Linked DNA regions of Mus musculus: all the other regions are linked to region 2. Evidence: chromatin loops called from intact Hi-C (ENCODE). Cell type or tissue: left cerebral cortex. All regions are shown on one strand.

Evidence for each region. Peaks named below come from ENCODE experiments on the same cell type or tissue, not always from the same donor. Only the 100,000 strongest peaks of a DNase experiment are listed, where the experiment ranks them.
Region 1: a loop joins it to region 2, with 2.3 times the contacts of the local background. A loop is called at or near these places in 9 of 42 quality-filtered maps.
Region 3: it touches region 2 in a loop (2.7-fold over the local background); 2 of 42 quality-filtered maps call a loop at or near these places.
Region 4: a loop joins it to region 2, with 4 times the contacts of the local background. A loop is called at or near these places in 7 of 42 quality-filtered maps.

What each region holds. Positions count from the first base shown.
Region 1 is chr8:64,202,104-64,210,103 of GRCm38, reverse strand. It overlaps Tll1 (tolloid-like), which reads left to right and starts at 4,096. Exons shown (of 21, transcript NM_009390.3): 1 at 4,096-4,889. The coding sequence starts at 4,721. In left cerebral cortex, CTCF peaks have their summits at 3,541 and 5,644; DNase peaks (open chromatin) are centred at 4,383, 4,869, 5,044, 5,683 and 6 more places; H3K4me3 peaks cover 2,736 bases; H3K27ac peaks cover 170 bases.
Region 2 is chr8:64,020,766-64,028,765 of GRCm38, reverse strand. It overlaps Tll1 (tolloid-like), which reads left to right. Exons shown (of 21, transcript NM_009390.3): 19 at 3,491-3,704. Among named protein-coding and RNA genes, the nearest start is that of Sgo2b, 73 kb to the right of the region's middle. In left cerebral cortex, a CTCF peak has its summit at 4,992 (motif pointing left); a DNase peak (open chromatin) is centred at 4,971.
Region 3 is chr8:64,690,005-64,698,004 of GRCm38, reverse strand. Cpe (carboxypeptidase E) reads left to right here and starts at 4,896. Exons shown (of 9, transcript NM_013494.4): 1 at 4,896-5,362. The coding sequence starts at 5,056. In left cerebral cortex, a CTCF peak has its summit at 4,914; DNase peaks (open chromatin) are centred at 5,763, 6,219, 6,946, 7,450 and 1 more place; H3K4me3 peaks cover 3,522 bases; H3K27ac peaks cover 3,574 bases.
Region 4 is chr8:64,934,512-64,942,511 of GRCm38, reverse strand. It overlaps Gm32507 (a long non-coding RNA gene), which reads right to left and starts at 5,113. Exons shown (of 4, transcript XR_379050.2): 1 at 4,983-5,113; 2 at 4,432-4,557; 3 at 1-60. In left cerebral cortex, a CTCF peak has its summit at 903; DNase peaks (open chromatin) are centred at 898 and 4,439.

The DNA.
Region 1 (8,000 bases), 180 kb before region 2:
AGTGTTATCTAAGAGTAATTATCTTGATGCTTCTTCAGAGTATGCTGGTTCCATTCCAGGCAGCCCTGGGGAATGCCTCCAGTTCCAGGGGATCTGACTCTCTCTTCTGGTTTTCACATGGCACACAGACATACATGAAGCACAACATTCCTACACACAAATTGAAAAAATAAGGTTTTGAAGTCATAGTTTTCAGGTTTTCTTTTTTTTTTCAGGTTTTCTTTTTTTTTTTTTTTTTTTTTTTTTTTTTTAGTATTATAATAGAAAATGTAGAGGTTGGATTTCGCAGAGGTTCAGAGTCCACAGGAAAGTATTTTACCAAAGTATATAAAATTTCATCCAGAAGAATAAGGCTAATAATGTAAATGCTAATAACAAATGCTAATAACATAAAGCATCCCTCTAAAGCTTGAAGCTACATAAAATTGCCAATATTGGCTGTCTTTGACCCCCAGCAATGACAGCTTCCTAGGATTGTATATTTATAGAATTCCCTAGCTACAATCTAAAGTGTTTAAAAACAAAACAAAACACAAACAAAAAACAAACAAAATGAAACTCAGCTGAGAGGGTGGGAAGGAAACCCGCATTTCACTCTACAATAAAGTTTGAAAAATGTGTTTATTTAGTTTTCCAGACATGTATTTTATAGGAACGACATGTTCCATTTTCTTATTTTAAATGATATTATTCTTTTGTGCATCACTTTTTCACAGGACACACGAAGGGAGCATATTCACATGTTACTTAATGTCATAGGAAAGCTCTTGACTAATTGGCTGGATTATAAAACAGACTTATCTGGTTTAGCAGTCTCTACACATACATTATAATTTAACTACTATGGTAGCAAAGAAAATATCATGATTTGCTATGAAGTTTGTCCTTTTTCTGGTGTCACAGTTTGCTCCTTTCATGAGGGGCTGAGTGTCATTGCAGGTACTGCCATGGTGGTCAAGGACAGCCACCAGCTGGATGCCAGGGCCGTGTCAGCAGGTTTTCCTGAAGAAATCAATTTCTCTTTTCCATCTTCCTGAAGAGATTGAATTCAGATACTGCACATGTCTACAGCCACGCTCAGATTCAACTTCTTAACCACAGTTCTATTTTTCCAAATTGATCTTTTTACATGTTCAGGACAAAAATCTGCCCTCAACTATAGAAAAAAAAAAAAAGACTTTTAAACCCAGATGATTTTATACAAATAGAGCTAAGTCTAAGATTTAAAATCTGAGAACCAGGGCTGGGATGGTTTTTCAGTGAGTAAAAGCATTTTTCCATGTACATGTGACAACCTGAGTTTAATCCCCAAACCCATATTAAGCTGGATGCTGATATACATCTCTTATTCAGCATTCCTAAAGCAGGGAAGGAGGCAGAGACAGGAGAATTTAGAAAACATGTGGGCCAGGGAAGGCAGGAATTGAGTAGTAGAGGGGACTGTCCACAAGGTGGGTAGCCAGACCTGGAAGGCAAGAATCAACTCCAGGAAGGTGTTCCCTTGCTTACCCACACACAACACACACACACACACACACACACACACACACACACACACAGACACACACACACACACACAGATACACACACACACAGACACACACACACACATACACACACACATACACACACACACATACACAGACACACACAGACACAGACATACACACACATACACACACAACACACACAGACACACACACACATACACACACACAGACATACGTACACATACACACACAACACACAACACACACACACACACACACACACACACACACACACAAAGTAAATAAGTAAAAACTTAAAAACTTGAAGCTCTTGGGGTTATGAGGCCCAGAATGTTGTGATGCATACAAATACTCATGGCAAGCATTTTAACCATAAATAAACATTTCTCTACCTTAAATCTGATGCTCTAGTATGGTAGTCACCAATTCTCTGGATATAAATATATTACACTTTTATTCTTTAATGTATTTCATTTTTTGAAAGAGGGTCACATGCATTGCAGGCTGGCTTTACACTACTTATGTCCTTGAGGATGGCCTTGAACTCTCTGTCCTCCACTAAAGTGTAAATTTGTTTTAGGTGGTCATGAGAAGCCATTCGGGGGATTGTACATGCTAAGCAAGCTCTCTATTAACTATGTCCCTAGTTCAAACTTATAAACATTTTCAACTGGGCAGTGACAGATCTGTAAGGAAGGTCTAGCAGACATCACTGTCTATTCATAATAAGGCAGCTGTCCCCATATGGTACCATTTTCTTTCCCAATAAATGATAAAACATGTCCATCCCTACCCAGGATGTGCGCTCTAGGTACAGATTCTTGAAAAATCATATAAGAAAATCATCTTAGATGCTGAGAGTCTTAGACGTTTCCTGGCATTTAGTGGGTCCAGGGTAAGAAATGCAGACACAGTCAGCAGTTCAAGAGCAGAGATCTTCTAAAGAAAAATTGCATTTCTCATTCTGAACTGGGCTATATGTAGGATGCACTTTTGCTTAGCCCTGCAGGAGCAACACCAGCATTAATTATACAAACAGCTTTTCTGTTTGGGTTGATCATGACTCAGCAAGAAATTTCGAAAGCAGTGTCTTTACCTCCTTAGCAAGCTTTTTTTTTTTTTTTTTCTGTTTTTTCTTTTATGTTTTATCTATTTAAACCCGCGGTCTGGGTCTGCTCTGTATGTCAGGATTAGATGTTTAAGATCTACAGGCAGAGGTCATCATTGTAGTGGTCATCAAGAAACTCCAACTTTGCCAAGCGAGAAACAATCACCTCCAGTCTACCTCCTACCCTTTTCCTTCAAGTAGAAAACAGTATGTTGTCCAGATTATCTGCTTGCTTTTCTGCAGCAAGTATAGAGTAGTCGCATCTCCAAGCCAAAGGTGGTTTTTTCCTATCCTAAGAGAGACAGATAGGCAAAGACAGACAGACAGACAGACAGACAGACAGACAGACAGACAGAGGATTCCGATATTCATGGCTCCCTGGCTCCTTACTTTTGCCTAAATGGCTACTTGGAATAGAGATGGGTTCCTCTAATAAAGATACAAAGGCACCAGAAGACAGTCCCTGCTAAAGTGACAGTAAAAGATATTGTTAGAAAAGGAAAGCTCTCAGCTCTCTGGGCTCCCGGAAGCTTGGGGGTGGGGGAAGTCGTCTCACCTATTTTGGAAACTACTTACAGATGTGGGGAAACCTCGGAATTGCTCACACCAGGGGCTTTTTTGCAGAGATTTCCTCTGATTTTTTTTTCCCTTCCCCAATTTCCCACAACCTGTGTTTGTCTTGAGTCTGCTAGGCTGAGGAGTGGTTTACCTCTCTGATCCAGCTGCCGGCTCTTACACCCTGTCCTAGGGAGGAAATCAAACAAGTGAAGCCGAAGGGTACTAGGAGGCGCTGGGCATGGGCGCCAGAACTGTCAGAAAATTTGCGAGGCGAGTATTCCAACTTCCCTTCCTGCGCCCACGTGAGCCCTAGCTCCAGCCCATCAGCGAGGGCTTAGCGTTTCCTGCTGGTGCGATCTGGAACTCGATTTTTTTTAAAAAAAATTAATTTCTCTAGTTCTTAGTAAAACTTTGTTGGTTAGGAGACTGCCTTTGCACAGATGCCTGTTTTCTTACCCAAACAGAGAAAGGTCAGATACTTTTCCTTCCACTCTTGAGGTAGGAAGGTTAAACAGCAGCAAGGGAAAGAAACACACATCGCCTATTTATCTGGGGGTGGGGTGGGGGCAAGATAGAGAGATTTGCAGCGAAGTTGTCACGATCCCTCGCGCCACCCCCGGTCTGGCGCTCTGCACTGACACGTACCTCATCTATTAATTGCTGTTCGTGGACGCAAATGCGGAATGCATTCGGTTTTTTATCTTTAGTAAAATAGAAATGGAAATGTCAGCGCGCTCGTGTCTGTTTGTTTGTATAAGGCTATCAAACGAAGTCAGAGAGGAGGCTGTGGCCCGGATCCTGACCCTGATTGTATGAATAAGTAAGCAGGATGCGAGTGATTGGGTTAGATGCTGCGAAGATTTTTTTTTTTTTCAAGTTAGGAAGAGGGTAAAAAGACAGCCTAGAGGGGGGGAAAGAGGCACTCCAAATCCTCACACCCCTTTGCTCTCCGGGCAGTCGGGAGCTTCCCTAGCTTCGGCAGGCTTTTAAGGTCTGGCGGCGTAGAAATGCCTATCCCCCACCCCCTTCCTCGGTCTCCCCTTTCAGTTCAGATGTGCTGATGTGCAGACCGGATTCATCTTCCCCGAGCAGCGGCGGTGGCAGCGGCGGGCGCAGGCGGCTGCAGCTCGCTCTCGGCCGCGGGGTCCTGACAGCGGCGGGGGCGCGGCGCGGGAGCCGGAGCTCCGGTGGCAGCTGAGCCCGCCGTGCGCCTCTCGCCGCGGCCGGTCGTGATCGCGGGAAGTTCGACCGCTGGAAGGACGACCTAGACCGAGCCGGGTTGGCTGCGGCTGCCCTGCGCCGAGCTCCTCACCTGCCTTCCGCCCACCCGCGGGCCCCCGGCCAAGTTCCCCAGCATCCGGGGGAGACAGGGAGACATTTGCCCTCTCTAGCGTCCTGAAGACATCCGCATGTCTCCGGACACCTGAACATTCAGGTCTTTCCGAGGAGCTTCCCAGTCGGGATAAGAACACTGTCCCTAGAGCCCCGCATATCCACGCGGCCCTCCGGGTCTGGTCCCCTCCTTTTCCTCTAGGGGAGGAGGATGGGTTTGCAAGCGCTCTCCCCGAGGATGCTCCTGTGGTTGGTGGTCTCGGGTATTGTTTTCTCCCGGGTGCTGTGGGTCTGCGCTGGCCTCGATTATGATTACACTTTTGATGGGAACGAAGAGGACAAAACGGAGCCTATAGATTACAAGGACCCGTGCAAAGCTGGTAAGTGCCTGTCTAAGTTGGGACTGTGGTGCGCTGCTGGGGACCAAGACGTTGGAATCTCCTTCAAGAGGCAATGAGAGCTCACCTGTTTCCTTCTCTCCTGCTCAGCCCCTCCATCGTTGCCCCTCCTCTCTCCCTCTCCTTTTTCCTCCCGGCTCTCCACCCTGCGCGGCGGCCCAAGTTCCCTGGAGTTCTGTGCTAGTAGGATCAGATGCCAAGCACTGGTCCCCCATCGCTTAAGGCAAACGTCCCGTCCTGTAGTTTCTGATCCCTCCCCCATCCCCTGTGAAATTAAACAAGTCATAAACACAGCTGGCTTCTGTGGGTTTTAAATGCCAGCACGCAGCGGGTTCAATGCACCAGGAAGGGACAAGACCTCCGCTGTTCCAGGACGAGGTTTCCCAGAGTTTGTTCATATCCGAGTAGGCAGAGTTTTCCAAAAGGTGGGTGGAGATGGCATCTCTGCCTCTGGACACTCCTTGTTTTACCAAGAGTTTAAGTGTGAGTTCCAGACCAGAAGGGTGTTGTGACAACCTTAAAAGAACTCAGTTGTAGATAAGATCCCAGTTATTTTTCTCCCATTTAAAACTAAATCTAATAATATTTATACCAAGTTGCTACCCCATTCAAATTTGTGTCTTCCTGGAAGTACTCTCCGGAGCTGCAGAGGCACTGACACTCCCTGAAGCCCGCGGGCTCACCCCGCCGGGCCGGGAACACCAGAGAGTAGCTCTCTGCTTCCACGAGCCGGCGCCACCACGCGTCCCTCCTCTGCACCGCCCAAAGCTTTTGCCCGCCTGTGGTAGGAGCCCCACTCACGGTTCTCGGGAACCACGTGAGGGCAGTGTCCTAGGGGACCCAACACTGGCTGAAGCATTAGGGAGGGTTTTGGGGATTCCCTGTCCTAAATTCGGTTGGACTGTGGCTGAGGCAATCTCAGTTCAGCCCGGACTCAACTAACTTTGGGAAGGTTGCTGTGACAGGCCCAAATAACAGTGTCCTTGAGAAACTGAAGGCAGGCACGATCTGGTCTGTTCCATCAAGAGGTGTGAATTCCAGACTAGGTGGCAGAGAAAGGGTGGGCCAAATAGCCAATAGGTCTAAGTGTATCCAGATTCCAAGACTGGTTAGATCTGTGGCTGCTTTTATTCCCCTTCCCTAGGTAAGGCAACCCTTCCTGGGCATGAAGGAGACCTGTGCTCAAGTGAAGGAAAAACCTGCACATTCCCTAGATAAGTTTTACCTTTGATGACATATTCCCTCTTGTTATCAAAACACAATTTCACCATGTTCCCAGGACTTCTTTAACTGATTGCATCTCTTCTGGCTATAGTGGTGACTAGAATGCAACTTTTGGTAGGTGGAGTATTTGTAGTAATGCTGCAACAAAGGATATGCGAATCTCCGGTTTGTCTTAAGGTATGCGCGAGGTCCCAGATTTATAATGTTGTAAAAGGAACTGTCCATTTTGATGTTCTTTCCTGTGAAAGATTCAATCAGCAAAGAAGAAGACCAAGGTGAGGTGTCCCTACTGTGAGTTCAAGCATATGCAAACCCTGGGTGTTTATTTTTCTTTGCAAATAAACACCCAAAGAAAAGAAAAGAAAAGACAACTTGAATAATATTGACTCTTTCTTTCCCCTTCAGTATAGCATTATTTTTGAATAAAAATAGAAAATAATAACTTAGAATTATTATTGTTTTTCTTACCTATCTTTGAGGAGTCGTATGTCTTTGAGCATGTGTCTATTTGTATCTGTTGAGAAGGGAAGAATGGCCAGTGTAGTAGGCTAAGATGTATGAAGATGCAGGGGTCTCTTTCCAAGTGTTCTCCCCCACCTTTACCATACTGAGATGAAAGGTTTTAATTTATCACTCTGGCTACAGAGTGATAAAATCTTATTATCTCTTTTATTAGTACTATGCAAGACAAATGAAAGTTAAAATAACATGAAAAATGTGAGCACACCAAAATCCCAAGCAAGAGTCAAAAGAAGGTTTCTGAAATAACATACATACACACACACACACACACACACACACACACACACACACACACACACACACACAGAGAGAGAGAGAGAGAGAGAGAGAGAGAGAGAGAGAGAGAGAGAGAGAGCACATTTGGGAAATACAGCCATACAAAAGTAGAAAAGCAAGACGTTTGGTATGTCTTTGTGCTGTAGTGGATTCCAGGGCCTGGTCCAGGACTGAGAAATAAGTCCTTTCTGAAGTTCACTAAGAAACATTCTGATATACCCTGCTTGTTTGTACACAGTGGCTTGATGGTATATGACAAACAGCTTTAATGATTTTGAAACTTAGCTGAGTCCATTGTTCTAGCTAGGTTCATGACATTCCAGTGTGCTGGAGCTTGTCAATCAATCTTCCCACTGCACAGACAGGAAAACAGAGCCCCAGTGACTTTATGAGGTTACCCCAGAACGCCATTCCTGCTGCATTTTAAATTTTTTTCTTTCTGACATTTTATTTGAAACATAAAGAAACAAACAACAAACACAAATCTAAGAAATCAGCCCAAGTCTTCTTGTAATCCTGACTGATTTGGAGGAAATTACTTTGATATCAGAAGTTAATTTCATTTACTTTAAATCTAAATCCTGGATGTCAGAGATTAAAAGTATTATTTACTGAGTCATACTGCCAGATCCACTCTTAAGAATCTAGTTCATACTCAACAAGAGGCTGTTCATAGTTTCATCTACAAAATTCTATTCCAAATAAGATAACAACAAAAACCCATGCTATCCAAGGAAAATTATTCTCAGCAATAATTTGTTAAAAATTGTTTCATCCTTAGTATATTTATGAAGTTGAGTGTAGTTATTTATCTGTAAGAGTTCTGACTTCAAGTCTGGAAAACTGTAAGAGAGAGAGAAATCCTGTAATCATTTAGTTGAGTTGATTGAGACATTTCTAGTATAAATGAAAATACGTGGTTTAGTATACCATGACTTCAAGTGTGTTCACAGATGAAATCTGCGGGGATGGAAGGGGTATTTCCTTCTGAGAATGAATTTGCACAGAGATGCAGACAGAATAACACTAAGGAATACCTGCCCGACCTCTTGACTGCTTTATAAGGGGAGG
Region 2 (8,000 bases):
TAAATGTTTGGACAATAATATTTTCATGCCATTACAGTTAACCTTTCTTGGGGATTTAATGTGTCATATGTCTAGTGAATTTTTAGTTTCAATTTAGTGAGATATACATACAACATTTCTACAGAGGTCAAGTGAGATTTTTTTCATTAATGTTTTTACTTATTCACTTTACATTCCAATATCAGCTCCTTTCATTGCAGTGCCCCTCACAGAGCTACCCCATTCCCCCTTCCCTTCTCCTCTGAGAACGGGATCCCCTCGCCCCCCCCCCCCCATATCACCCTACCCTGGCATATCAAGTCACTGTATGACTAGGTACACCCTCTCCCACTGAGGCAAGATAAGGTGGTCCAATTAGGGGAATAGGAACCACAGGCAGGTAAAAGATTCAGGATCAGCCTCCAGCCAGTTGTAAGAAGACTTGCATGAAGACTAAGCTGCACTTGCGCTACATATGTGCAGGGAGCCTAGGTTCAGCCCGTGCCTGCTCTTTGGTGATTCAGTCTCTGGGAGCCCTCAAAGGGGCCAGGTTAGTTGACTCTATTAGTCTTCCTGTGGTGTCCCTATCTTTTTCAGGTCCTCAATCCCCCCCCCAACACTTCTACAAGATTCCCTAGTTCCATCTAATGTTTGGCTGTGGGTCTCTGCATCTCCTTGTATAGGCTGTTGTGTAGAGTTCTCAGAGGACAGTTATGCTAGACTCCTGTCTGCAAGCATAACAGTATCATTAATGTCAGAGATTGATTCTTGCCCATGGGATGAGTCTTAGTTTGCACCAGTCATTGGTTGTCTATGCCCTCTGCCTCAAGCAGGATATTTTTTTTTCTGTTTCTTTTTTTTTAATTAGGTATTTATTTCATTTACATTTCCAATGCTATCCCAAAATTACTCCACATGCTCCCCCACCCACTCCCACTTCTTGACCCTGACGTTCCCCTGTACTGAGGCATATAAAGTTTGCACGACCAATGGGCCTCTCTTTCCACTGATGGCTGACTAGGCCATCTTCTGATACATATGCAGCTAGATACATGAGCTCCAGGGTACTGGTTAGTTCATATTGTTGTTCCACCTATAAGGTTGCAGATCCCCCCCAGCTCCTTGGGTACTTTCTCTAGCTCCTCCATTGGGGGCCCTGTGATCCATCCAATAGCTGACTGTGAGCATCCACTTCTGTGTTTGCTAGGCCCCGGCATAGTCTCACAAGAGACAGCTATATCTGGGTCCTTTCAGCAAAATCTTGCTGGTGTATGCAATGGTGTCAGCGTTTGGAAGCTGATTATGGGATGAATTCCTGGATATGGCTGTCTCTAGATGGTCCATCCTTTTGTCTCAGTTCCAAACTTTGTCTCTGTAACTCCTTCTATGGGTGTTTTGTTCCCAATTCTAAGAAGGGCAAAGTGTCCACACTTATATTTTTAAGTGGTACAAAGAACAGCAAAACATGGCAAAGTTGCCAAGGTGCCTTAGTGTAAGAATAGCATTTACCAGAAAAAATAAATTTATAATATACTACCATAACATAATGTTTATTTTAGTGTTTTAGAATACTATGGTTTGTAAGATCAACTAAAATTATATACAGTCAAAATTCTCCTTTATTGGCCTACAATGGTTATAACATTTATATTGCCTGAAAACATTCAATCTGTTATGCTGATTCTAGCCAATAGTATGTGTATATGTAAACAAATGTGTACGTGTGTGAAATGATGGGGAGGAAAATAAGAGGAAATTCAGAAGGACTGAATGCAGGCAATGGATGTGAGTCATGAAAAACAATTTGAAACTAATGATCATTCTAGCTCTAATTCTGCCATGGTAGTTTTGTTTGTTAGTTTTGATGGTGGCTAAGTGTATATACAGCTTCAATTCTGAAAATGTAAGATTTAATGTGTAGCTCCACAGCTCCCATTCTGAATGCCCCTTCTCATTGTATACAAGTTTTTCTCTGGCCTATAGACCTTGCATTTGCTTATTTTTAGACTGTAATTTTAAAGATTTATTTGCAAGATTATTTTCTAAGTCTATAAAATTAAAAAATAATTATACTGATTGAATATATTGTAATACCATGCTTAGTCATTTCATATGAAGCAGCTTTCCATACTTTAAAAAAATACCAGAGGTAATGAATTTATAAAGAGAAAAGGGTTATCTTGGCCCATAATTACTGAAGTATGAGTCCATGGCTGTATTATTTGGCTTGTGACAGAGAACTTCATGGTGGGAGTTCAAGATTCAAGGGAATAATCTTCACCCCCTGGGCAGGAAGAACACATGAGAGGCTGAAAGAATTGGCGTGTCTTTAATGACCTAAAGGCCTCCCTGTGAACTGTTGCTTCTGGAATCTGCACAACTGCACAGTTTGGTCTCTCTGAGCTCAAACCTTAAACAAGCAGCCTTTGAAGGCTACCTGATCTCTGGATGGCATAACGGCTACACTGACTCCTTGTGTTTATCTTTATGCTTTTACAGGAGGTCAACACCATGTGACTTTTTTTTTTTAATAATTTATTTTGTATTAGACCTTTTCTTTAATACATTTCAAATGCTATCCCGAAAGTTCCCTATACCCTCGCTCGGCCCTGCTCCCCTACCCACCCACTCCCACTTCTTGGCCCTGGAATTCCCCTGTACTGGGGCATATAAAGTTTGCAATATCAAGGGGCCTCTCTTTCCAGTGTTGGCCTATTAAGCCATCTTCTGCTACATATGCAGCTAGAGATATGAGCTCGGGGGGGGGGGTACTGGTTAGTTCATATTGTTGTTCCAACTATAGGGTTGCAGACCCCTTCAGCTCCTTGGTTGCTTTCTCTAGTTTCTCCATTGGGGGCCCTGTGATCCATCTTAGAGATGACTGTGAGCATCCACTTCTGTAATTGCCAGGCACTGGCATAGCCTCATAAGAGACAGCTATAACAGGGTCCCTTCAGCAAAATCTTTCTCACATATGCAATAGTGTCTGGGTTTGGTGGCTGATTATGGGATGGATCCCCAGGTGGGGTAGTCTCTAGATAGTCCATCCTTTCGTCTTAGCTCCAAACTTTGTCTCTGCAATTCCTTTCATGGGTATTTTGTTCCCCATTCTAAGGAGGAATGAAGTATGTACCCATTGGTCTTCCCTCTTCTTGATTTTCTTGTGTTTTGCAAATTGTATCTTGGGTGTTCTATATTTCTGGGCTAATATCCACTTATCATTGAGAGCATATCTAATGACTTCTTTTGTGATTGGGTTACCTCACTAAGGATGATATCCTCCAGATACATTCATCTCTGGATGGCTTAACGGCTACACTGACTCCTTGTGTTTATCTTTATGCTTTTACAGGAGGTCAACACCATGTGACTTTCATAAGCCTTCAATTATGTGCTCCTTGGCTTAATTCCTATGTTTACTGTGAACAAATTTTATTGATAGTTGATTTGTCCCCTAGAGAATATTTTCAATGATTTGTTGCTAGAAAATAGTTTCCTTCTTCTTAAATAGGCCTTCAATGAGTTTGAGGTTGAACAACATCAAGAATGTGCTTATGATCACTTGGAAATTTTTGATGGAGAAACGGAGAAGTCACCAATACTTGGCCGACTATGTGGCAGCAAGATACCAGATCCCCTCATGGCTACTGGGAATGAAATGTTTATTCGGTTTATTTCTGATGCCTCTGTTCAAAGAAAAGGCTTTCAAGCTACACATTCCACAGGTCAGCAAATTATGTTTTTCTTCTAAGAAAACGCTTTTTAAAAATTAATCTTTAAATTAGCGTATAAACTAAAGGTTCCATGATTATAACTATGTGTGTGTATGTGTGTACATAGATATGTACTTATGCATGTGTGTGTGTGTGTATGCACTTAGCACTGTACTTTCCTCTCTTTGTAACTCTTTGTGTTGGGTATGTAGATGTGCCTTATTAATAGAATTTCCTCAAGCTACACTTCTACTGCTGTGATGTAATGTCTTGACAACAAGCAACATTGGGTGAAAGAACATTGGCTCACAGTCCCATGTTGCAATCCATCATTACTGGGACATCAACGCAGGGACTTGAACAGCTCGTTACATTCCTACTCCAGAACAGAGAGAAGAAGTGAATTTATTACATGCTGATTCATGCACGCCTCCTTTAGAGCTAGGCAGGCCAGGATCCCCTGTCTAGAGGGTAGGGCAAACACACTGAGCTGCATTTCCCCACATCAATTAATGTAAATTAAATATCCCCCACAGACAGATCCAGGTCCAACCTGATCTAGACCCCCCCGCCATTGAGACTGTATTTCAGGTGATTCTACATTGTGACAGGCTGCCAATTAAAAGTAAATATCACAGCTGGCAAAATATCACTCAAATATGTTATATGGAATGTTTGGAAGATATTCCGGCTACTTTGATACTTTTGCAGAAGTTGAGGATTCATGGAAGAAATATAAAGCAACAAATTAATAATAATAATAATAATAACAACAATAATAACAATAAATCAGTTAGATTTCCTATCAGTGTAACCTGAGGATGTAGAAACATTTCTAAATATTTGTATAATTAATCTTATATCTAACATTACTAGTTTCAGAGACAAGTTACCTTTTACAGATAGGAAGCTATACCTTGCTATTAAAAACCTTTATTTCATCTACTAGGCTGCCTCTTTTTTAAGCTAGCTTTTGTCTTAATACATATTTTGTAAAGGGTTTGGGGGTTTATTCTTTGTTCAATGGATTGTTATTTCCCTTAACTTGATTTTGATATGTAACATGATCTTCTCCCTAATCCTGATTTTTTGCTATTATGTAAAAGTTTATTTAAGAAAACTATAAATATGTAAAGGTAAAATAAGTAAGGTGAAATTATTTATACCATGGGCCAGTTTAAACACATGGTCTGTAAAATACGTTAAGAAATATTCTCTTTTCCTTTCAGATTTTAGGGGAAAAAGGTAATCATAGATATTTGTAAAAGTGATTGAGCTAATAGTGACACCTCGTGGCCATACTGAAGTATTATACAGAGCAATGTAAGAGTAATGCGTAATACAGAACAATGTACTACATATGCAAAGTAATTTAATACAATATTTGTCATATTTTCTTGACAATTGTTTTGGTTTTCTTTAATTTTCTTTTAGAAATCTATACGTGTTAACTATTTTATTGAAAGTATTTTTCTCTCTCTGTTTTTATTTTACGGCATAATTGATTTACAATTAACTCTGAGAAAGTAGGAATTGTGGTAGCTATTATTACTAGACTGAGACTATATACTATTATTTAACTATTAATTATTAGACTAGTAACATTAATGTTAGTTGATTATTTCTTTTAACAGTTGTTTAGAAAAATTAAACTACAGACATTTCCTATTAATTTTCTAGACAATTGGCATTTTAGGTAAAATCCTGTTAATTTGGCAGGTACTTAAGCTGTGGAAAAATTGGTGTCCCATTACACCTTCAGAATTTTTCTGATAGTCCAAAGTTGGTGGTTTTAAAATACATACATGCACATATACACACATACACACATGCATACCCACACAGGCATGCACACACACATAAGCACATACACATATTCACATACATACACCCACACACAAATGAATACACACACTACACACACATGCACACACATACACACACGCACACACATCCACACACATATTCACACACATACACACACACAAATGAATACACACATGCTCACATGCATTCACACACATGCACACACATGCACACACATGCGCACACATGTGCACACACATGAACACATACACTTGCACACGTACACATGCCTACACATATAAATTCGCACACACATGAAACACACACTCACACATATGCATGCACACATGCATACACACATACACACGCACACATACATGCACACACAAATAGTCTGGAGGTTATTGACAGCTGTAAAGCCCACGGCCCTTCTAGAATAGTTTGTGACTTCTACTCTTGTACTCTAGTACTTGTTGCTCATCATGAAAACAATTTACATCAATTCGCTCAAACTGATGATCAGCTGCATCATCTCCATTTTTCAAATGAAGAAACTGAAATTGTAGATGGCTAATTAATTTGCAAATGTTTGCAACCCAGTATGTAATCATGGATTTACTCCAATTTTGACCACCTCCAAACCTAATGTATCCCTCTATAGAACGTTCTATCCATTTAAAACTGTAGAATTAAGACAGAAATGAATACAAATGTCATCACTCCTTGAAGCAGTAGGTAAGGACTACTTGTTGTTTAAATTACATAAATGAAATGGCATGCTTGTTTTAGTTATTATCTATTCAAGTATCACAGTAACTAACCTCAATCAAGTGTTAAAGCAAACATAGAAATTGGGTATTATTCATTTGGTTCTGTTACTTTAAATATGAGGACTCTGAAGCTGAAACTTAAATATCAACCAAAGTGCCATAAATATCAGTGACAAAAGCCACTAGGATCCCAGCTTCCTCACTCTAGGTTTTTTTTCTGATTTATATTTCTGCTATTCTTTGCATGTTTGCCTTTCCAGTTATTTATTTATTTATTATTTACTTATTTATTTATGTTGGCTTTTAAATGAATTATCTTGAAACTTTCTGTGTGGATTTATTTTTCTGTGCTGTTGCAAAATATCACCTTGCATAAAGTAGTCTGCATTTCATCTGCTGGATACATCTCCTTAAACAACATTCTTTCTATTAAGTTTAGTTGTTATATAACTTCCGATCAAAATTTTGTTTTGGCATTTGCTCAGACAGTATGATGGGTTAGTATTCTTTGGGGAAAAACAAGCCAGGGATTTATGGGAAAAATACAATGAAAATTCCCATAAGTTAAGAGCTCACAGTGTAAGGTAAACTAAAATCCAAGCTGGGATCACATCTGTTAACTTCATCACATGTGTAAAACACTTTTATATTGCTTACCTCCTTCTAGAACAAATGCAATAGGTTTGTGGCCTCAATATATATCTTAATTTAACTAAGCGAATTTATTTTTCTATACACAATGTTAACTTTGGTTCCAAAAGAATTTAAAACTGCCAATTGCAATGTTATTGATATGTAGTTTGTTTGTTTTGTTTTGTGCTTTGTACAAAGTGCTGCTATCCATACAGTGGATGTGGATGTTGTGAGTAAGAGAACTTTGTTTCTCTCTGACAGTTAGTTAAAATGCAAGTTCAATTTAATTTAATCCAGTAGTTGAAAGAAACAAAATGTGCAAAAATGTATATTCTGTAAGATATTATGATGTCAAAGAAGAAGAAGGAAGAGGAGAAGGAGGAGGAGAAGGAGGAGGAAGAGGAGGAAGAGAAGGAAGAGAAGGAGGAGAAGGAGGAGGAGGAGGAAGAGAAGGAGGAGGAGAAGGAGGAAGAGAAGGAAGAGAAGGAGAAAGGGAGGGGAGGAGGAGGGGGAGAGAGGGAAAGGGAGAGAGGAGAAAGACATATTTAATCTGTGGATTTGCCTATCTGCATGATTTTTCTCAAGTATTAAAGATTTCATGGTTTGTCGGTGACATTTAAGACTCCAAGACTATGCTATCATGTCCTTTACAGAGAAAGATGTTCACGTGGAGGTCAATTGAATTAGAATGGACTAGTAAAAGCACTTATAGGTCAAATTACCAGATGCCTTCTGGAATCTTATACTACCAGGAAACAATCAAATATGTCTTTGCAAATTAATATGATATCTACTACATAGTTTCTCTTCCTGAGTCGATTTTCAATTTCTCAGACATGTGGATGTGGCTTTGGCTTATGAAGCACTGTTAAGCTATTGATTTAGAGTAGTATTGCTAACATCTTCAAGACTGGTTTTATATATTTTGGCTTGATATCTAAATTCAGACATTTATTGACTATATTTTGACTATATAACTTATCTTTTCTGGGAAAGTGTCTAATACTATTTTGGTTTGAGTTTGAAGAACCAGGAGAAGTCAAAAGTCAGTGAGATGCCTCACAATATATATTACTTTATGATGGATCGCTCTCAGGGC
Region 3 (8,000 bases), 670 kb before region 2:
GTCCCCAGCACACAGCTGGACAGATGTAGAGCTACGTGCTCACAGAACTTCTGCAGGATAGATAAATAGTAAACAGGCAAGAAGAGAATAAAAGCTGCACACATAGAAAGAAATAGTTTCTGTACTTGATGAGAATAGATGGGAGGCTGAAAGTAGGGGTTGTGAGAATTTAAATGTGTGACAACAGACATCTAGAGGTGACATCACAAAGCAACACTGTCACTTTCAACTTCCTGTTTGTACAGATATTTTAAAATAGGGTCTGCGGGTTGAATTTAACTATGGGTATGCAAATGCATTAAAAACTTGGCATGCGAGATATTTTAGAATTCTACAGCCACGATGAAAAAGTGCATATGTGTAGCTACAGAGGACTAATGCCTGCCCTAGAAGAATGGATGCAGCTGACCCACGTGTAAAATAACCCAGAAATTATTTTATAAACACAGATGAAATGTTAATTTCTTTGGGTCAATGCCTTAGTCTACGTTTTGTGTTATCTCTCAGGTTTGTGGGAAATTATTTCAAACAGAAACCTTCCAGGACCATAGGAGTTTGGATTTGAAATAGACCTTAGCAAATGTTAACACATGCATCCTTATTTCTTCGAGCTTGTGTTGTGGTTGGAAGAGAAATGCCTCCGTAGTCTCAAGCCTTTGGACACTTGGTCCCCAGGAGGTGGCTCTGTCTGGGAGGGCTATGGAACCTTTGGGAAGTAGAACCTTGCCAGGGGACGTATGGCAGTGTGAGGGAGGTTTGAAAGCTCATAGTTTTGCCTCTCTTCTGGTTTTCTTTCTGCTTCTTGCATGTGGACGAACATGTGATGTCTCAGCTCCCTGCTCTGACCACCTCAGCTATCTGCAGTGTGCCTCCTCTGCTATGACGGACTCTCACTGTGGAACAGTAAGGTGGAATAAACTTTCTTCTGTAAATCTTTTCTGGACATACTATTGCATTACAGTAACAAGAAAATGAAATAATACAACATATTTGGCAGTCAAATATTAAAATTAGAAACCTCTGCCCTGCCTTGTTTGTATTTGACAGGGTCTCATGTAACCCAGGTTGGTTTCAAACTTGTTATAATATAGACTAGGCTGTAGCTCCCAGTTCTCCTGCCTTCACTCTTAAGTGCTGGAGTTACAGGCACTTGCTACCATACTTGGTTGGTTTCCTGGTTAAAATGAAGAACATTTAAAAAATTCTTTTAAAAAAAGACTTAAAAATTTTTTTATGTGTGTGTCTGCTATGTGGGTGCAAGTGCCCAAGGTAGGCAGGAGAGAATGTCACATTCCCTGGAGCTGAAGTGATAAGTGATCATATGCTGCTTGACATAGATGCTGGGAAACAAACTCAAGTCCTCTGGAGGAATAGGAAACACCCTTACCCTCTGTGCCAACTCTCCAGCCCCCCAAACCAGGAATGACTATTCTTAATGCCTGAAACCCACCCCAGACTCTGTGAATCATGAAAGCTTGAAAATACCTGTGTATAAAACATATTTTATTAATTTTCTGACATTTTCAAATAATGATTTAAGATTATTATTGTTATTATTGTTGTTGTTATTATTGTATACCTGTCCTGCCTACATGTATGTCTGTACATCATGTACCTGTCTGGTACTGGCAGAGACCAGAAGAGATCTCCTTAGACTATTCTTACAGACAATTGTGAGCAAGCCTGTGGATGCTAGGCATTGACCTGGGTTCTCTGGAAGAGCAACACGCCCTTAACTGGTGAACTAATGGTCCAGGTTCTCTTATACTCAAATACTAGAGGATGGATAGTCGAACCAACTTTTTTTCCTTTTACAGGTTAGGGCCGCAAACATCTAAGATGTCAAAGAACTTTTCAAGTAATAGTACATAGCTAGTATAATCCAACGTTTTTTCCTTTAAAGTAAAAAACAAAATAGAAAGTACCTCATGACCCTTAAAGGTGACATTTTAAAAGAATAGTCAGCCATGGAACAAGTTAGGACTTCAATGAGAGAGTATTGTTTGTGTGTGCAGTTACTAGTCAATATGCCCCAACCCAGCCACAAATTAGTGAGGTTGACTTAAATTACTAACATGAAATTCTTAACTCTATATTTTTGAAGTCATTGGTTTTAGCCGCTCTGTTTTCTTTTCTCTGGTTTCCCAAGGTTACTCTTTTGGAAATGCTTTTAGAAACCTAATTGTAACTCTGGATTCAGACTTCTGAACTAAGTAATCAAACACAGGCTGGTTAGAGTGGAAAGCATTGGGGTTTTTTTGTTGGTGTTTTTCATAAAGCTCTGTCTACTTTAAGGAGGAAGTTGGATGATGGCTGCCTCCCACCCCCCAAAAAAACCCCACCCCTCCCCAAATCTGTGGTAGCTTGTTAAAGCAGCACCTAACTATATTACAAGCTAGCACTTGGGAGGTTTGAGATAAGAGATCAGGAGTTACAGAGACAAAGTTTGGAGTTGAGACAAAAGGATGGACCATCTAGAGACTGCCATACCCGGGGATCCATCCCATAATCAGCCTCCAAACGCTGACACCATTGCATACACCAGTAAGATTTTGCTGAAAGGACCCTGATATAGCTGTCTCTTGTGAGGCTATGCCAGTGCCTGGCAAACAGAAGTGGATGCTCACAGTCAGCTATTGGATGGAACACAGGGCCCCCAAAGGAGGAGCTAGAGAAAGTACTCAAGAAGCTAAAGGGGCCTGCAACACTATAGGTGGAAAAACAATATAAACTAACCAGTGCCCTCAGAGCTTGTGTCTCTAGCTGCATATGTAGCAGAAGATGGCCTAGTCGGCCATCATTGGGAAGAGAGGCCCCTTGGTATTGCAAACTTTATATGCCCCAGTACAGAGGAACACCAGGGCCAAGAAGTGGAAGTGGGTGGGTAGGGAAGTGGGGGGAAGGGTATGGGGGACTTTTGGGATAGCATTTGAAGTGTAAATGAAGAAAATACCTAATAAAAATATATTTAAAAAAAGAGACCAGGAGTTCAAGGCTAGTCTCAGATACATAGTGAGTTTGACGTCAGCCGAGGCTACATGAGACCCTGTCTTAAGAAAAGCATCTGTGCTGCTGTGGGAGATGTAGACACACTGATTCCAGGCTAACCTCTCTGCCAGCACCTTGGCAGCCTGTCTATTTATACACCTTGATTTACTTGCTTGAGGGAGAGTCACACTATTTAGCTCAGGCTTGCCTCAAGTTCAAGATCTTCCTGCTTCAGGTGCTTGAATGCTGGGACTACAGGTGTGTACTACCATGACTTGATTTGTGCTCCTTTAAAATTGTATTTAGATGTGTGTATGTCCCCCCCAATTATTACTGTATATGTAGGGTGTCCAAGGAGGCCAGATATCAGATCCCTTGGAGCTGGAGATGCAGACAGCTGTGATCCTCTGGTTCTGAGTGTTGGAATTGAACTCAGGTACTCTGCAAGAGTATTATGTGTTCTTTACTGTGAAGCCATTTCTCCAGCCCCCGAGACAGTAATACTTATTTTATTTGTGAAATTCTCAAGATGAGCTGGATGCCTACAGTTGCTCCCCTTTTTGGTCTACGTTTGTTCCTGAATGTGTGACAGACAATTTTTGCCTGCCTTCTTCACTCAGTGCTGGTAACATTCTGTGCCTTAGTTATAGCACTCTGGTTGGTTAGGATTTCTCAGGGGTGGGAATGGGGTGGGTGAGGTGTGGGCGGCCATGTCTGTCACAGGTCAGCTTTCGGAGACAGGGGGACTTCTGAGAGCCACAGAGGCCATATGACGACCTGTTGTCTTGCTAATATCACTTTCTAAGCAGCTGGACTCCCTTTGTCCTCTAGCTGCTCCTGAGACCAAGGAGTCAGTAGGAGAAGGCACTTCCACTGTTTCAAACTTCAGTTAAAACAACAACAACAACAACAAACCAACAACAAACCTAATGAAACTATTATAGACCTGGATTCCTTTCCTTTCCAGGTGACAGATTTATTCAGGACAGGGTATTATTAGACAGCAGAGAAAGAGGCATCCGAGGGAAAATGTCCCTCATGAAACATTCCCCAGCTGGTCTTCATTCAGTCTTTCTTTTTGGTGGTCATACTCAATGATCACGTGTTCAGATCCGTGCTGATGTTACACCCAAATGGCAACCTTTGTAGAGTAACATCTGCTGCAGATGTTGCTCCAAAAACACAAGCCCTGCCCAAGGGTGCTCATTTAAGCCCATGATTTTATCCGTTTGCAGTCACTTTGTGAAAGGGATGACAATATATATCATTTGTCTGTATCGGATTTTTCTCTATTTCAGGATTGAATCAGAATGCCAAACGAAATCCTTTGTCTAATTCATGAGCAGAGTCTTTTTTTTTTTTTCCAGGATATCACAGAAGATGAGTGGTATAGGTCCTGCTTGTAAAGGACACCGTCTTATCCCATTTCTTTTTTTTTTTTCCCCCTAGAAAGGTTTTGGAGTGTGTCTGAATACAATTAAATGCAGGATCTGTAAATTGGTAGAAAGCACCTTTAAATCAAAACACAGTGTTCTGGCTTCTAGCCAGACCTTGCTGTAGATGAAATCGCATCCCTTAAGTTTCCACTATTGCAGTGATGTCCAGGCAAGCAGCGGGTTGTTTCTTACCCCCACCCCGCATTCTGATGCATCTAGGTGGAAATCAAAAGGCCCTGTTAACAACCCAAGAATGTGTTTTCTACAAGGATGATCTTGGGTCGTGGTTCCCTCTCATTAACAATAGCCTTCCTAAGTCAAGGTCTTAGCTGTCATTCCACCTGCGTGGTCCCTGGCGCCATTTGGCTTTTGACGTGGGTCTGAACCAAGAAATAAACCCAACATCCCTGGCGGCTGCTTCGCCTGTGCCTAGCCTCCTGGCTCCCGCTCCCCGGGGCGGGTAGTGCAGCGCGCAGAGCCGTCGCGTCGCCGCTGTCCTCTGGGTGGCCCCAGAGCGCACCGTTCATTGAGCGGTGGAAGGTGAGGCGAGAGGAGGCTGGTGCTGAGCTCGCCAACTCCACCCGGGCCCGGGCAGACAAAAGAGGCCGGCAGTGCAGCTCGCGGGGACGCGATGGCCGGGCGCGGAGGACGGGTGCTGCTGGCGCTGTGTGCCGCGCTGGTGGCCGGCGGGTGGCTGCTGACGGCTGAAGCCCAGGAGCCCGGGGCGCCAGCGGCTGGCATGAGGCGCCGCCGGCGGCTCCAGCAAGAGGACGGCATCTCCTTCGAGTACCACCGCTATCCAGAGCTGCGCGAGGCGCTGGTGTCCGTATGGCTGCAGTGCACCGCCATCAGCAGAATCTACACAGTGGGGCGCAGCTTCGAGGGCCGGGAGCTCCTGGTCATCGAGCTGTCTGACAACCCCGGGGTCCATGAGCCGGGTAAGTGCTCTGCCCGCTGCAGGGGCTCCGGGGACGGGAAGAAGGAGAGGTGGGCCCCAAGTTGCTTCCCGGTGGAGGATGCCTGGATGGAAGGTGGAAAGTGGGAAGGAAACGAGCACCAGCCTCTCCCTATCGTTCGCATCTCCGACCCGTTTTTTTTTGTTTTTTTGTTTTTTTTTTTTTTTTTTTTGTGAACATAGGCTAGAGGGGGGCTGGAGGCACGGGGACAGGAATAACAGGCAAGCAAATCCCAGAGCTGAGTCCCCGGTGCTCACCGTCACAGATGGGTCAAACTCTAAACAGAATAAAATTGTGAGTTCTCAGGAAGGCAAACACCTTCCCCTCAGACACGAGTGAAAAATAAGGTGCAGAAGGAGAGGAGCCAGGAAGGAGGTCTCAGAGGAGCCAGGAAAGAGGCTTTTATCATTTGAGAATTTCCAAAGGACCAGCTTATTGGGTGCTGCAGCTCTTCCTACCTTCCTCTGTGTTTGTGTGAGCGTTAGGTGCACTCTCTGGGGATGCTGGCGAATTTTAAAAAGGATATTGATGATCTAGATGTCGTGTGGTGTGCATATATGTAGATCTTCCTACCAGGATAGAAAAAGATGGTTTCTAACAGGCATACAGATTCTGAAACCATGCATGGCCTTACTAAGGGAAAACAACAGTACCCCCCCACCCCCACCCCTCCCCGCGTGCTTTAACCACTCTGAGATGACTAGTTCACGATTGATCACGTTTTATCTCCTGCAGTCATCTTGTTAGGCATTTTCCGTCAGAGTATGTTCAAGCACGTTTTGATTTGTATTAAAGGCTTAGTATTAAAAAGATATTTTAAGCAATGTTTTGGGATCTTTTTTGGGTTATGTTTATGCTCTTCAGAAAGAATTTGGTCCTGGCCTTTCTGTTGGTAATGAAGGCCTGGTTAAAGCGCCGGAATCAGTATGGAATGCTTTTGATTTCTCGAGGAAAACACAAAAGCCAGGCTAAAAATTCTCAGTGCAGGACAGGAGAAGTCTCCCTTCCTTCATCTCTCCCCGCCCCCTCCCCTTTTTTTCCTCCCTGGGTTTCTAGTTCATTAGATTGGCCTTGAATTTGTAGTCCAGGCTGGCCTCGAACTCCTGATCACTCAGCTTCTGAATCATCAAGTTGGGACTATGGATGTTTCCCACCATTCCCGACTTTTTCCTCTCTCCATTATTATTATTATTATTATTATTATTATTATTATTATTATTATTATTGTTATTGTTGTTGTTGTGATAGGATGCAATCCAGGAAGGCTGAGTAAGCCTCTGTCACTGAGCCCCGCATTCATTTGCCTGCATAGTTTTCCCAGTGGTACATAAGACGGAGAATGGATTAAATAAATGCTAATAGAGAAACTTTGATCTTAGAACATGGAGTGTATGGGTTAAGTCCTCGGAAAACATTTCTTGCCCATGACTAAGGTAAATGACAGGGTGGGAATGAATTTGCTAACGGCTTGGTATTAGGGTGAAAACCTTAAGACATTCATAAAGAGTTCCAGCAGGGCTCATCCTGGAAAGCGGAAACGATGGTTAGTGTTTGTACAGTCATTGGAAAATAAGGAGACAATGCTTACATGGACACTCACTTCCAGCCAAGCCACACAACAAGCTGGCCACTCCTGACAGTCCAGCTTGTATGATTCTGATGCTCAATCTCAGCCCTTTGTTCTGCTTGCTAGTAGAGTCTTCCTGTGGGCTTGTTGAATTATTTAAAGAAATTATGTGAAAGCCATGGTTTAACGTTATGTTGTCTTGTTTCAAACGTAAAGATAAATTGATATTATTGCAAGAATATGACGTGTTCTGAAAATGAAAACAAATTTTGGTTGAATATCTGGAGCACGGATCTGCAAATCTGGTTGAAAAAAATGATCACTTTTTAGAAAGTCCTTCAAAGTCCTTTTCGGGTGAGCAGATAAGAAGGCATATCTGTGTCTCTTCCGTGGTAGAAATGGGTACATTCAATGTTATTCCTTTGGCCATTTTGAAATCCTACACCTTCAAGATGAGCCAGCTTCTATGACTTATACACAGGTTGCTCCGGTGAATGGGAAATCTGGCACAAAGGTTATGGGACAGGAAGTGTCTGTGCCAACTCATGGAAAAGAATCCTAGGGACTCATAGATCAGGGACATTGACGAGTGCCGCCCCACAGGGGGCAGAAAATGCACAAATTCTGGAAATTTACAAACTCTAATGTTGCTCAGACCCCTTATGAAGCAGACTACCTACCTTAAGTAATTTCATCGCAGAAGTACCTTCGGGATTTGTTTGTAAAACCTTTATTATTTATTTATCCATGCATGCATGTGCTTCCGTGTATGCACATCATGGTGTGTGAAAGTCAAAGGTCAACTTTCAGAAGCTGGCTCTTTCTTCCACCCTGCAGGTCCTTGAAATAAAAGCCAGGCTGTCAGAGTTGGTACCTTTACGCACAGGCTCTGATGTAACACTCTGGATTCTGCTTTAAATTCACTGATTGAAAATTTCCATGAGACTTTTTTTTATATTCATTTTATTTTATTTTTTTTTTAGCATGAATAAAGAGTCAAGTTTGTTTTCCTAGCCTAGGTAATTTTTTTATGAACATCTGCCCAAATGCTGT
Region 4 (8,000 bases), 910 kb before region 2:
TCCTGCATCCGTGTATAGCTCACATTTTGTTGTCTGCGCAGTTTCTCGACGCTGTAGCCCCTTCCCCAAATAGTTTATCAAAATATATTTGTTGTTTTACTTTTGTTGACACAGGGTCTCATGTAGGCCAGGTTGGACTCCAACTAAGTATGTGGCCAAGGATAGCATTGGCCTTCTGATCCTCCTGCCTCCACCTCACCAGTAAGTACTGGGACTGTAGGTGTGTGTCACCAACCCCCTCAGGCCCGCCCCACAAGTATTTCTTCCCTACAAAAGAAGAACTCTTTTCTTATCATATATTAATTGTATATAATAACGCTGCATTATGACATTTTTATGCACTAATGTACTGTGCTCTACCATACCCTCCCGTTAGCTCCCCCCCAACTTCTTATGTTCCCTTACTGTCCCCTCAACTTTTACTTTCATGGATGTGTGTGTGTGTGTGTGTGTACATGCCTGTGTGTATACGTTTCTGTTCTCTTTCCTCTTGTATTTAAAAAAAAAAAACATTATTTTTTATTTATTATGGTGGACGGGAGGGGTGAGGTGGAAGGGTCACGAGAGTATTACAGTGCACACGTGGAGATGAGAGGACAACCTCTAGAGTCCGTTATTTCCCTCCACTATTTGGGTTGCCAGATGGAACTCAGGCCATCTGCTCGGGACTAACTCCCAGGCTCTGTGAAGATACAATTTCTCCACCTCTTTACATCGCTCTCTACTGAGCGCTGCATCCCTACACCACACCAGTAGCTGCTTCCTAGATTCAAGCAATGGAGTCAGGGCAGGTCGTGATTTACACTGTGTGTTTTGGGGCACTGTGAATGATGTGGGAGATTAGAGGAGGTGACTGGCAACGTCGTAGACTTTAGTGGTGCAGTTCCTATGATCACCACTGAGTGGCGCTGTTCCCATGTTAGTCCGACAAAGATAACGCTGCTGTAGGCTATCAAATTTTCAGTTTCTGGCTAAGCCCTTACAATGATGGTCCTGATTCCTTTTAGTGGTATAGTTGAGAGGCTTTAAAAGTGACTTCTAAGAAAGCAAAGTGAGCTAGACTTTGAAAAGAACTTAGTGCCGCACTTGGTGATAGGACACTAATAGAGCCAAACGTCTAAAGACAGAATTCAATTAATTTTTCATCTTTTTGCTGGCGTGGAACTCACTATGCAGAGCAAGCTGGCCTCAAATTCGGATGATCCTTCTGCCAAGTGCTGGAATTGCAGCCTCACTACCATGCCCAAAGTTGTAATTTTAAAATGTAAGAGTTCCATGTGACAGAGTAATATATACTTAGAAACTGAGGCAGCTAGCGGCCAGTCGGGGTAATACAGTGAGATGGGCATCACGCTCCTTACATAAGGAGGAGACCCCTACTACCGGTGCCAATATCACCATGTTTAGGTCACCAAGGCCAGACTTTTGAGCCCCGCATTAGCAGTCACTGTAAGTCTTACAGTGAGGGGACAGACACAAGAAGCCAGGGTGAACAACCAAAATTAAGGAATATTTCAAACCTGTGGCTTTGAAAAACTACAGTGTAGATGACTTTGCTTTCCCTTTAATAAGACCAGGAAAAGAGAATTGATATTCATGGCATACATGCTAATATCAAGCGTTGATACAGTAATGGATATTACACTCAGCGAACAATGAAGGTTACTCCTGGGGGCTTCCTATGCAGAGAGATCTGCTCCCTGTCTGTGGCCAGAGCTCCAGCAAAATGTAAGCTCACGTGAGAACAACGTCCTAGGCTTTCCACCGCCTACGTGAAGGTGTGGTTTGACTGAGAATGCCCCATAGGCTCATATGTTTGATATCTAGACCAGCAGTTGGTGGAACTGTTAGGGAAGGATGGGGGTGTGGCCTTGTTGGAGGGGGTGTGTCACTGGGGCTGGCTTTGAGGTTTCGGAAGACTAGCACCATTCCCAGTGTGCTCTCTCTGTGCTTCCTGTTTGTGGATCTGGATGTGAGCTCTCAGGTTTCTCTCTCTCTCTCTCTCTCTCTCTCTCTCTCTCTCTCTCTCTCTCTCTCTGTGTGTGTGTGTGTGTGTGTGTGCGTGTGTGTAGGTCAGAGTACAACTTCCGCTACTATCATCAGAAACACTGTCCACCTCCCTTGACACAAGATCTGCCATTGCTTATGTATGCGAGTGGTTTTCTTCTCCAGGCACACTGTGTCCACAGAGACACCAGAAGAGATGCTTGAATCCCCGGGAACTGGAAACATGGCTGTTTGTGTACAACTATATAGATGTTGAGAACTAAACCCCAGCCTTCTGGAAAGCACGCTTAACCACTGATCTATCTCTCCAGCTATCTCTACTTTGCTTGTTTGAGACGGAAGCTCACTCTCCCAAGCTGGAAAAAAAACCTTTTTGTATGATGCACGCTTGCCTCTAACTTGTGTGGCTCCTCCGTCTGCAGCCTCCTAAGTGTTGGAATTACAGGTGTATACCATCAAACCAGGCAAAACAGAGCGAGCGAGCGAGCGAGCGAGAGAGAGAGAGAGAGAGAGAGAGAGAGAGAGAAATTCTCCCTACAGAGCCCTGGCTGTCCTGGAACTCACTGTACACACTGACCTTGAACCCACGGAGAGTTGCCTGCTGCCGCCTGAGCTCTGGGACTTTGGGCAAGCACCACTACACCCAGACACTTGCCATTTTATTGTATGCAGTGTACTTTGAACACAGGAAAGTGGGTGTTTCTGATGGAAGAAAAAGTTTTCATCTGAAATTTACTTTTTAAGACTTTTTAAATTTATGTGTATGTATACATGTGTATACATGCCTATGCCTTGTGTGTGCACAGGTGCCCACAGGGCAAAAGAGAGCATTTAGATGCCCTGGATCTGGAGTTATAGGCAGCTGTAAATTGCTCACTATGGACTGGGAGCTAAACTTGGCCCCTATGGAAGAGAAGAGGACATTCTCTTAGGCTCAGCAGAGCCTTCTTCTCAGCCCTTTCTGAAATTATTTTAAAATTGCAAGATTGAGACAACAGAATAAGGTTGCTACGTTGCCGAAGAGATGATTTTGCACATGCATTCTTTTTAAATTGTCTTCAATATTGCCTTTATAAAGAAATCTTAGATGACATTTTTATTAGATTTATTCATTTTATGTGTGAGTTGTTTGCCTGCACATGTGTGTGTGTTTGTGTGTGTGTGTATGTATATATATGTATATGCATGCACCATGTGTGTGCTTGGTACTCATGGATGTCAGAAAGGGCATTAGCTACCCTGGAGCTGGAGTCATCAGTAGTTGAATCACCCTGTGGGTACTGGGAATCAAACCCAGATCCTCTGAAAGTGCAGCAAGTACCCTGAACCTCTGACCAACTCCCAGCTCTACATAATTGACAATTTTAAGGCATGAATGGAAAGCAACAGAAAACAGGTTCACTTAAGGCTTTAAGTATTAGCCTCCCCCACCCCCATCTTTCTTCTCTTTTCTTTTTCTTTTTTTTTCTTTCTTTCTTTCCTTTTTTTTTTTCAGAAAAAAACAAAACAAAACAAAACAAAACAGGGTTTCTCTGTGTAGCCCTGGCTGTCCTGGCATTCACTCTGTAGACCAGACTGGCTTCGAACTCAGATATCTGCCTGCCTCTGCCTCCCAAGTGCTGGGATTAAAGGCGTGTGTCACCACTGCCTGGCCCATGGCAATCTTTCAACTGGATATACTCAAATAATTGCAAATTTTAGGGAGTTGCACAGTCTGCTCTAGGGGAAGAGATGCAGTGATTTTATATGTGAGCATCCCTACATAATAAACATGGAGGTATAGTATTGACGAACAGCCTCAAGCCTTCTTCAATCTGCTATAAGGCTAAGAAGGGAACCGGAGGCCTGGCTCAGCAGTTAAGAGCACTGGCTACTCTTACAGAGGACTTGGGTTTCATCCCCAGTGCCCACATAGCAGCTCACAAGCATCTGTAACTCCAATCCTAGGGATTCCAAACGTTCTCTGACCTTTGAGGACACCAGGCACACATACAGCACATGCATGCAGGCAAAAATATCCATATACATAAAATTTAAAAAAGAAATCCAAAAAATATCCATATACATAAAATAAAAAAAAAATAAATCCAGAAGTGGTTGTTGGGTCCCCTAGACCTGGATCCAGGAGCCAGTTGCAGGCAATTGCAATCTGCCCAATGTGGGTTCTGGGAGCCAAACTCCCATTCTCTGAACTGGCAGCAAACGCACTTAAGCAAGTTGTGAAGCTGGGCGTGGTGGCACACACCTTTGATCCCAGCACTCGGGAGACGGAGGCAGGCGGATTTCTGAGTTCGAGGCCAGCCTGGTCTACAAAGTGAGTTCCAGGACAGACAGGGCTACACAGAGAAACCCTGTCTCAAAAAAGAAGCAAGTTGTGCCTCCAGCCCCACCCTTAGCGTGCTAATGAGCTTCTCAAATACTTACCCCTCATAACTAGAGAACAGTGACAAGATGAATCGAAGCAAAGTTGTTTGAACTCCAGTATTATAAACACTCTCTCTTGCTTCATCTACTTATGAAATAACATTTAAGATTTTCTGTCATCTGTTTCTAAAAAAGGAAGGAAAGGGAAGTGATTTGCAAGTGTTTGAAATATGGTGTTTATATTTAGATTAGGATTGGATCTCACATTTCTGCAGTTTCTATGGTTTGAGGGGAAAGCTTTGGCTAGTTACTGTTGCTCCAACTGACAAAAAAAAAATTCAAGTTTCTACTACTTTTTAATATGTACACGTGTGCCTGAATGGGAATGTATATCACATACACACAGGAGCTCGGAGAGGTCAGAGGCCAGGTGCCCTACAACTGGAGCTACAGAAGATGGTGACTGCTTGCCGTGTGGGCACTGGTACTGAACACCAGTCCTCTGCAAGAGCACCAAGTGCGCGTCGCGTGTGAACCTTCTCCCCAGCCCCGTCCTTTCTACCCTTCTTTCCTGGGGATTCCTCCGCATCATCATCGGATAGAAAGCTTACCTTTGCTCCCTGGATCCTGACTTCACTGTAGCAGCGCTACAAGACCCGCTGCGGCGCCAGTGACGCCCTGTCTTCCGCAAACTTCCTTCTCCAAGACCTTTGCTCTAGCAGGAACATGAGCAACAGTCGCAATACTGGTGACTGGTCAGAGATGTGAATTCTGGGGCCCTGCTTCAGATCACTGGGGGTGGGGTTTTGTTGTGTTACAGTGTCTCACACAGCCACTGCTAGCTTTACACTCGCCACGTTGTTGAGACTGATTTGTTTTGTTTTGTTTTGTTTTGTTTTGTTTTGTTTTGTTTTGTTTTGTTTTTGAGACGGGGGTCTCTCTGTGTAGCCGTGACTCTCCTGGAACTCACTCTGTAGACCAGGCTGGCCTGGAACACAAAGATCTGCCTTCCTCTGCCTCTCACTTAGAGACATACAGCTCTCTCTTTTGGCCTGAGGTTGACTTTGAACTCCTACTCTTCCTGCAGATTCCGCCTTCAAGTGTGAGGTTACACCTGATCAGCACACCCAGGGGAGACTTGATTTGAGGCCCAACAACGTGCATTTCTCTATGCAATTCAGCACCTAGGTTGTGCTCCGAATGTTTAAGTTTTAGTACCTAAGAATCAATTAAGATGTGTTAATGAATTTGTTTAAAGAAAAAACTTTTTGTTTTATCTTTTTGCAAAAAGTTAAGTCGACCCACATTTAACATATAGTTTCAAAATACCTGGGAATAAAAAATGTATGAACTGTGCAATTATAAATACTCTTTTGTGGATGGATCATCTAGAGACTGCCATATCGGGGGATCCATCTCATAATCAGCTTCCAAACGCTGACACCATTGCACTCACTAGCAAGATTTTGCTGAAAGGACCCAGATATAGCTGTCTCTTGTGAGGCTATGCCAGGGCCTAGCAAACACAGAAGTGGATGCTCACAGTCAGCTATTAGATGGATCACACGGCCCCCAATGGAGAAGCTAGAGAAAGTACCCAAGGAGCTAAAGAGATCTGCAACCCTATAGGTGGAACAAAATTATGAACTAACCAGTCCCCCGGAGCTCTTGACTCTAGCTGCATATATATCAAAAGATGGCCGAGTCGGCCATCACTGGAAAGAGAGGCCCATTGGACACGAAAACTTTATATGCCCCAGTACAGGGGAACGCCAGGGCCAAAAAGTGGGAGTGGGTGGGTAGGGGAGTAGGGGGGAGGGTATGGGGGACTTTTGGGATAGCATTGGAAATGTAAATGAGGAAAATACCTAATAAAAAATATTAAAAAAAACAAAAACAAAAAATAAATAAATTCTCTTTTGTAAGAATCTGAAAATCGCTGAAGGGAGACCTCAGACTCAGTATGCAAAAACAAAGAGCGTTTATTCTGCAGAAACAACTAGTGTGCAGGGGTTAACCATCTTTTGAGATGGTGACTACTGACAAATGTGTGCAGGCACATAGGGAACTGGGGAAACTCTCTAGAGGGACTAGGAAATCTAAAATTTCATTGGTGGGTGCTATGGGGTCACAGGTGGTCAGTGGTCTGCATTCCTGTCATGAATGTTTAACCATAGGATAAGAGAGGGCTGCCCAGCACAAATGACCCGTTCTGAGATAAGATATTTCCCCATTTTTGTCGTTACCCCCAGGCTGTTCTTTAGGAGGGTGTTTATGATCTTGTTTTGGATTTTATAGTTGGTTCCTGGAGCTGGTGCCTTACGGCCGTTTTTTGGAAATCAGGCCTGTTCTTTAATGGAGACAAGTGGGGTTTATGGTGTCTTTTCACTTTCTGGTGAAAAGCAGAAAAGTTAAAAACTTTCTTTTTAAACAGCCATGAAGGCCTAAAAACTTGGAGCTAGTCCAGAGCCTAGCCAACACATAGGCCCTGTTGGCTCTAGTCACAAAATGTATAGAAAACCCATTTTCTACCCCATCTTTTGCTTTTCCCCTTTTCCAGGATGTTTATTCTTGTTACCAGGACTAGTTGTGTTTATTTGTTTGCTTGTTCTTTATTTTGTCATGTTGTCTCACAGCCCAGGCTGGCCTGGAGCTCCTGCCTTTGGCTCCCATGGGCTGAGATCACCGCCTGAGCCACATGCCAGATGCTCCTGGGTATTTCCATGGCTTTGTAAGCAATTTCTTTGTTTCAGTCTCAATTCTCATCTCAGTCTGTTTTCTATATATTAGTCAGAGTGATCTGTAAGAAGAAAAAAAATCAAATTATGATGTTCCTTTGTTCAGAATGCTCAAATGGCTTTGCCCTCACACTGAATAAAATCAGACTCTGTTCCGGGCCTTTCAGGTCATGAGACTTTCCATCACTTACTTTAGTCTGAGACGTTCTAGCTCCCCACCCACGGGATTCTTACAAAGGCATGATGGTCCTAGAGCATTCAGATAAGGCATTTAAGGTAAAGTACCTTAGAACTGACTACTGAGAAAGAAAGAAAAAACCCTGAGCTTCCATATTTCAGCTTCAAAAATGAGACTGCAGGGAGAGGGGAGTAACTCACCAAGCCCCCCTGCTTTTAGATTTTGAGGTTTCCCCCTCCCACAAGTACTCATACCAAGCCACACCCACAGTCATGCCCACCAAGTGGTACTAGGGTCCAAATTCAAGGCCTTGCTAGGTAAATACTTTGCCACTGAAGGATGTAAGAGGCTGTCTTACAGAGCGGTGGTGGTGCACGCCTTTAGTTCCAGCATTCAGGATACCCGAGTACCAGTGCATCTCTGAGTTTTAGGCCACCCTGCTCTATGGAGAGTTCCAGGACAGTCAAAGCTATAGACACCCTGTCTCAAAAACCAGCCTTTTATTGACCTTTATGAGATTTTTAGGTTAACATCCGGTGTCTCAGCAGGGCATCGTCGCACATCTGTGTCACTATACTTTGTCTTTGTTCTGTCTTCAACTGTCCCTCCAACTGAATCCCTTACCCCAGTTAGGTTTCCTTTTTGTAGCAGTGTCTTAGTGAGGTAATTCAAGCTAGCCTTGGACTTGGTACAGAATTCAGTCTGGTCTTGAA